Linked DNA regions of Mus musculus: region 2 is linked to region 1. The links are chromatin loops, found by intact Hi-C in ENCODE. Cell type or tissue: heart. All regions are shown on one strand. Each heading gives the region's core, and the rest is flanking DNA. Links, peaks and the distances in the headings are about the cores only. Region 1 has its middle 87 kb from the start of Zfp808. Region 2 has its middle 1.7 kb from the start of Gm9595.

What was found. Peaks named below come from ENCODE experiments on the same cell type or tissue, not always from the same donor. Only the 100,000 strongest peaks of a DNase experiment are listed, where the experiment ranks them.
Region 2: it touches region 1 in a loop (14-fold over the local background); 2 of 42 quality-filtered maps call a loop at or near these places.

What each region holds. Positions count from the first base shown.
Region 1 is chr13:62,215,912-62,218,827 of GRCm38, reverse strand. It overlaps the pseudogene Gm17352. Among named protein-coding and RNA genes, the nearest start is that of Zfp808, 87 kb to the right of the region's middle. In heart, for the core only: no CTCF peak of the experiment used is centred there; no DNase peak of the experiment used is centred there.
Region 2 is chr13:61,709,857-61,712,772 of GRCm38, reverse strand. It overlaps the pseudogene Gm6436. Among named protein-coding and RNA genes, the nearest start is that of Gm9595, 1.7 kb to the left of the region's middle. In heart, for the core only: a CTCF peak has its summit at 1,751 (motif pointing left); no DNase peak of the experiment used is centred there.

The DNA.
Region 1 (2,916 bases), core at 239-2,738:
ACTAGTAAATCAATGACTGTACCAATGAAGAGTTGAAGAAAACAGTAGTTCCTGTATGTCTCAGCTGGTGTTCAGCACGTAACAGAATTCCAAAGATGGAGCTTTAATGCCAGAAAAAACAAAACAAAACAAAAAAAAAAAAAAAACTTGCAAGCCAGTATGTGGGAAGAATAGAAAGAGAAAGAACTAAGATCTTCAATATCCTTTGTATATGTAGGCTCACAGCAGAACTTCTGGCCTTGATTAATTTTTTTCATCTCAATCTAAACTTCCAGATTAAAGAAGGGTTTTCCCACATTAAATGTTGAAAATAATAAAAACCCCTCAGAGTGCCCATCTGTTTTATCCAGATTCTTAATTTCCTGGGCTGCAGACCAGAGTAATGGCCAGTCAAGGTGACTATCAAGATGGAAAGTTGGTGACATCACTACTCATTGCTAATGTCAAGTAAAGCCATACCAGTAAAACTTTCACCTTCAAAGTCTAGCCTAGAAAGCATGCAGGACTGTCTTCCCATCATGTGGCTTTAGAGACAGGATTAGATGTTCAAGGCAAGTCTCAATTACGTGGCATGAACCAGCTTGGGCTTCAGGAGACCTTGTCCTAAGCAGCACTTGTAAAAGAAATGGAAAGAAATTCTTATATCTGGAAAACATAATCGAATGGAAACAAGAGCAGTGCAGTATTTATAGGGAACCAATAATTGACTTTTTACAAACATAAATATTATTGAAAAAACACATACCCATTCTGACTTTGAAAAGGAGCATTCATGTCCTTGTAGAATGAATAGCATTTTTCCAATACTGTTTGACCTTGCCTCTATGTGGATGGTTGCCTGCTGAGAGGTCCCAGGACATTTTGGAAGTACTCAACACCAACATCTATGGGCTGCGGAAAATAGCCTTTGCCATCACTGCCATTAAGGGCGTGGGGAGGAGATATGCTCATCTGGTGTTGAGGAAAGCAGACATCGACCTCACCGAGAGGGCTGGAGAACTCACGGAGGATGAGGTGGAGCGAGTGATCACCATCATGCAGAACCCACGACAGTACAACATTCCAGACTGGTTCCTGAACAGACAGAAGGATGTGAAGGATGGGAAGTGCAGCCAGATTCTGGCCAACGGTCCAGACAACAAGCTGCCTGAGGACCCGGAGCGGCTGAAGAAAATTCGAGACCATAGAGAGCTGCGCCACTTTTGGGGCCTTCGTGTCCGCGGCCAGCACACCAAGACCACTGGCCGCAGGGGCCGTACTATGGGTGTATCCAAGAAGAAATGAGTCTCTGGGCCTTTGCTGTTAATAAATAGCTTATATACCTATGGGGGGGGGGGGGGAACTTGAAATGGGCTTGATGATTATGCGTCCAGAGAGGGAGGAGGGATTTGATTAGAGCCCACCAAGTATTACTTAAGCCTATTCTATCAGGAGGATTATCTTAAAATTTGAAAGAGAAAAAAAAATGGCCTTTAATCCCAGCACTGGGGAGGCAGAGGCAGGCAGATTTCTGAGTTTGAGGCCAGCCTGGTCTACAAAGTGAGTTCCAAGACACCCAGGGCTACACAAAGAAACCCCGTCTCCAAAAACCAAAAAACCAAAAACCAAAACCAAAACAAACAAACCAAAAAAAACCGAATCACAATCAGTACCTAGATACCCTTTTGCTAGGACTAGTGTAACTATAGTAATTTGATTTTTTGGTAAATTCGTTTTTTATGCAGATTCTTTTGTTTTTGTTGTTTTCAGTTTTGTTTTTCTTTTCCAAGACAGGGTTTCTTTGTGTAGCCCTGTCTGTTCTGGAACTCATTCTGTAGACAAGGGTGGCCTCGAACTCAGAAATCCTCCTGCCTCTGCCTCCCAAGTGCTGGGATTAAAGGTGTGGGCCACCACCACCTGGCTTCTTTGCAGATTCTAGAACGCCTGGTGTTGGACCCCAAAAATGGGCCAGCAGGATACTTATCAATCATCTAAAATTGATTACCTCAATGTTCATTTCTAATATTAGGTACTGTCAAAGCAGGGAATTTATCAACTCTTTTGGCCTGTTCCTTTCTGTCTCCAGTTTCCAAGCACCATGATTGCAGGCCTGTGCCTCCATGTCTTTCTGGGGTGACTTTCACTTCATTCACTGAGTCCCTGGAAACACAGCAGGAATAAGAAGAGCAGTTCCACATATCTTTTCAGTACTGACTTAACACTCTGAGTCTCAGTTTCACCATCTATAGAATGAGGACAGAATCTGCCCTAGTCCTTTGGTGACCCTAACAATATAGACTCAGCCACTCATGTTCACTAAGCCGATTAAAAGAACTCATTTATCTAGCTGTCACATGCCCACCTATAATGCTGGTAATCTGGAGGCAAGGTGGGCAGAATTCTCTGATGTTCTAGAACAGATTATAGTTCCGGGCCATCCATCGTAAGAATAGTCTTTAAAATAAAACAATAGAAATGAGTAAAGTAAAAAAAGGAAATTACTAATGAAAATTGAAAACAGATTAACTTGGCTGGAGAGATGGCTCAGAGGTTAAGAGCACTGACTGCTTCTTCTGCAGGTCCCAAGTTCAATTCCCAGCAACCACATGGTGGCTCACAACCATCTGTAACAAGACCTGATGCCCTCTTCTGGTGACTGAAGAAGGCTACAGTGTACTTACGAATAATAAATATAATAAATCTTAAGAAAAAGAAGAAGAAGAAGAAGAAGAAGAAGAAGAAGAAGAAGAAGAAGAAGAAGAAGAAGAAGAAAACAGATTAACATATTTGTTCATGTGACTAATTTGAAACAGAATTTTCGCCCTTTTCTAAGTTCTGAACAGAATTTTAGCTCCTTGCTCTCCTGAAAAGCATTTAGTTAACAAATAAATATTTATTATATACAGAAGTCCTTAACTAGAGGAAAAGTCATCCAAG
Region 2 (2,916 bases), core at 263-2,762, 510 kb after region 1:
AATAGTCTATCTTTCTGTCATCCCGGACTCAGCTGGAATTTCTTCTTCCTGCTCACCAAGGCCGAGGGCACTGGTTCTCTTCCTCCTCCTCGCTCTGCCCCCTCCTCCTCTGGGGAATCAAGAACCACACCTTGCACAGTACAGTATTCAACTTGGACCAGAGTGAACTATAGGTTCCAAAGATATTTACAATTAAAGATTGATTTTAGTACACAAAATGTGATGTTTGCTTCTCTGATTTCACACTGACATCAGGAAAACCGCAGGTAATATTCAATTGCTACATATGAGACTCCAAATAACCCTGGGAGAACAGTAGGGGATGGATTCCAATCACTATGGAACACTGTTGTTAGCCAGCACGTCTTCCTACGTGGGAAGGTGAAAAAACATATCTGTATTAGTAAAGGCTTTCCACATGAACAGAACTCAGAGCATGGATCTCTCTAAGTATGCAGAAAGATAAGAATGGCTCACAGAATGTGGCCCCACTAGTAAATCAATGACTGTACCAATGGAGAGTTGAAGAAAACAGTAGTTCCTATATGTCTCAGCTGGTGTTCAGCATGTAACAGAATTCCAAAGATGGAGCCTTAATGCCAGAAAAAAAAAAAACAAAAACAAAAACAAAAAACCTTGCAAGCCAGTATGTGGGAAGAAGAGAAAGAGAAAGAACTACCATCTTCAATATCCTTTCTATATGTAGGCTCACCGCAGAAGTTCTGGCCTAGATAAATTTTTTTCTTCTCAATCTAAACTTCCAGATTAAAGAAGGGTTTTCCCATGTTAATGATTGAAAATAATAAAACCCCCTCAGAGTGACCATGTGTTTGGTTTTAGATAACTGAACTCCTGTAACTACAGTCACTTGAAATACTTGCATTGGTGGCAACAACAGTTGACAGGAAGTTCAGTTCTTTATCCAGATTCTTAATTGCCTGGGCTGCAGACCAGAGTAATGGTCAGTCAAGGTGACTATCCAGATGGAAAGTTGGTGACATCACTACTCATTGCTAATGTCAAGTAAAGCCATACCAGTAAAACTTTCACCTTCAAAGCCTAGCCTAGAAAGCATGCAGGACTGTCTTCCCATCATGTGGCTTTAGAGACAGGATTAGATGTTCAAGGCAAGTCTTAATTACATGGCATGAGCCAGCTTGGGCTTCAGGAGACCTTGTCCTAAGCAGCACTTGTAAAAGAAATGGAAAGAAATTCTTATATCTGGAAAACATAACCGAATGGAAACAAGAGCAGTGCAGTATTTATAGGGAACCAATAATTGACTTTTTACAAACATAAATATTATTGAAAAAACACATACCCATTCTGACTTTGAAAAGGAGCATTCATTTCCTTGTAGAATGAATAGCATTTTTCCAATACTGTTTGACCTTGCCTCTATGTGGATGGTTGCCTGCTGAGAAGTCCCAGCACATTTTGGAAGTACTCAACACCTATCCCGAGCTTATCCCTGTCCCGCAGGAAATAAACACAGGACATGCCAGGTTCTTCCGTAGTTAACTTTACTTCTATATCATATTGAGGTAGACAAAGAAGGCTCAGAAAGTGTGTGGCTTAAATACTTTTGGTGACGTGTCTAAACTAGGACTGGTAGCAACACCCATGATCCTCATGCACCCTGGGGATAGGTTAAAGCCCCCAGGGGTTGGGCAAAAGCCCCGGAGACGGACTGGTGACTTTGGCAGGCTGTGCTCTCGCAGCTGCGCACAAAGAGGTTTAGCACCATCTAGTGGCGGCACATAGATTGCAGCCCTTTACAAACACCAACATCAATGGGCTGCGGAAAATAGCCTTTGCCATCACTGCCATTAAGGGCGTGGGGCAGAGATATGCTCATCTGGTGTTGAGGAAAGCAGACATCGACCTCACCAAGAGGGCTGGAGAACTCACGGAGGATGAGGTGGAGCGAGTGATCACCATCATGCAGAACCCACGACAGTACAGCATTCCAGACTGGTTCCTGAACAGACAGAAGTATGTGAAGGATGGGAAGTGCAGCCAGGTTCTGGCCAAAGGTCTAGACAACAAGCTGCCTGAGGACCTGGAGCGGCTGAAGAAAATTCGAGCCCATAGAAGGCTGCACCACTTTTGGGGCCTTCGTGTCCGCGGCCAGCACACCAAGACCACTGGCCGCAGGGGCCGTACTATGGGTATATCCAAGAAGAAATGAGTCTCTGGGTCTTTGCTGTTAATAAATAGCTTATATACCTATGGGGGGGGGCTTGAAATGGGCTTGATGATTATGTGTTCCAGAGAGGAGGGATTTGATTAGAGCCCACCAAGTATTACTTAAGCCTATTCTATCAGGAGGATTATCTTAAATTTTGAAAGAGACAAAAAAATGGCCTTTAGTTCCAGCACTGGGGAGGCAGAGGCAGGCAGATTTCTGAGTTTGAGGCCAGCCTGGTCTACAAAGTGAGTTCCAGGACACACAAGAAACCCCCGTCTCCAAAAACCAAAAACCAAAAACCAACCAAACAAACAAACAAAAAGAAAACCGAAGCACAATCAGTACCTAGATACCCTTTTGCTAGGACTAGTGTAACTATAGTAATTTGATTTTTTGGTAAATTCATTTTTTTATGCAGATTCTTTTGTTTTTGTTGTTTTCAGTTTTGTTTTTGTTTTCCAAGACAGGGTTTCTTTGTGTAGCCCTGGCTGTTCTGGAACTCATTCTGTAGACAAGGGTGGCCTCGAACTCAGAAATCCACCTGCCTCTGCCTCCCCAGTGCTGGGATTAAAGGTGTGGGCCACCACCGCCTGGCTTCTTTGCAGATTCTAGAAGGCTAGAAGGTGTTGGACACCAAAAATGGGCCAGCAGGATACTTATCAATCATCTAAAATTGATTACCTCAATGTTCATTGCTAATATTAGGTACTGTCAAAGCAGGGAAT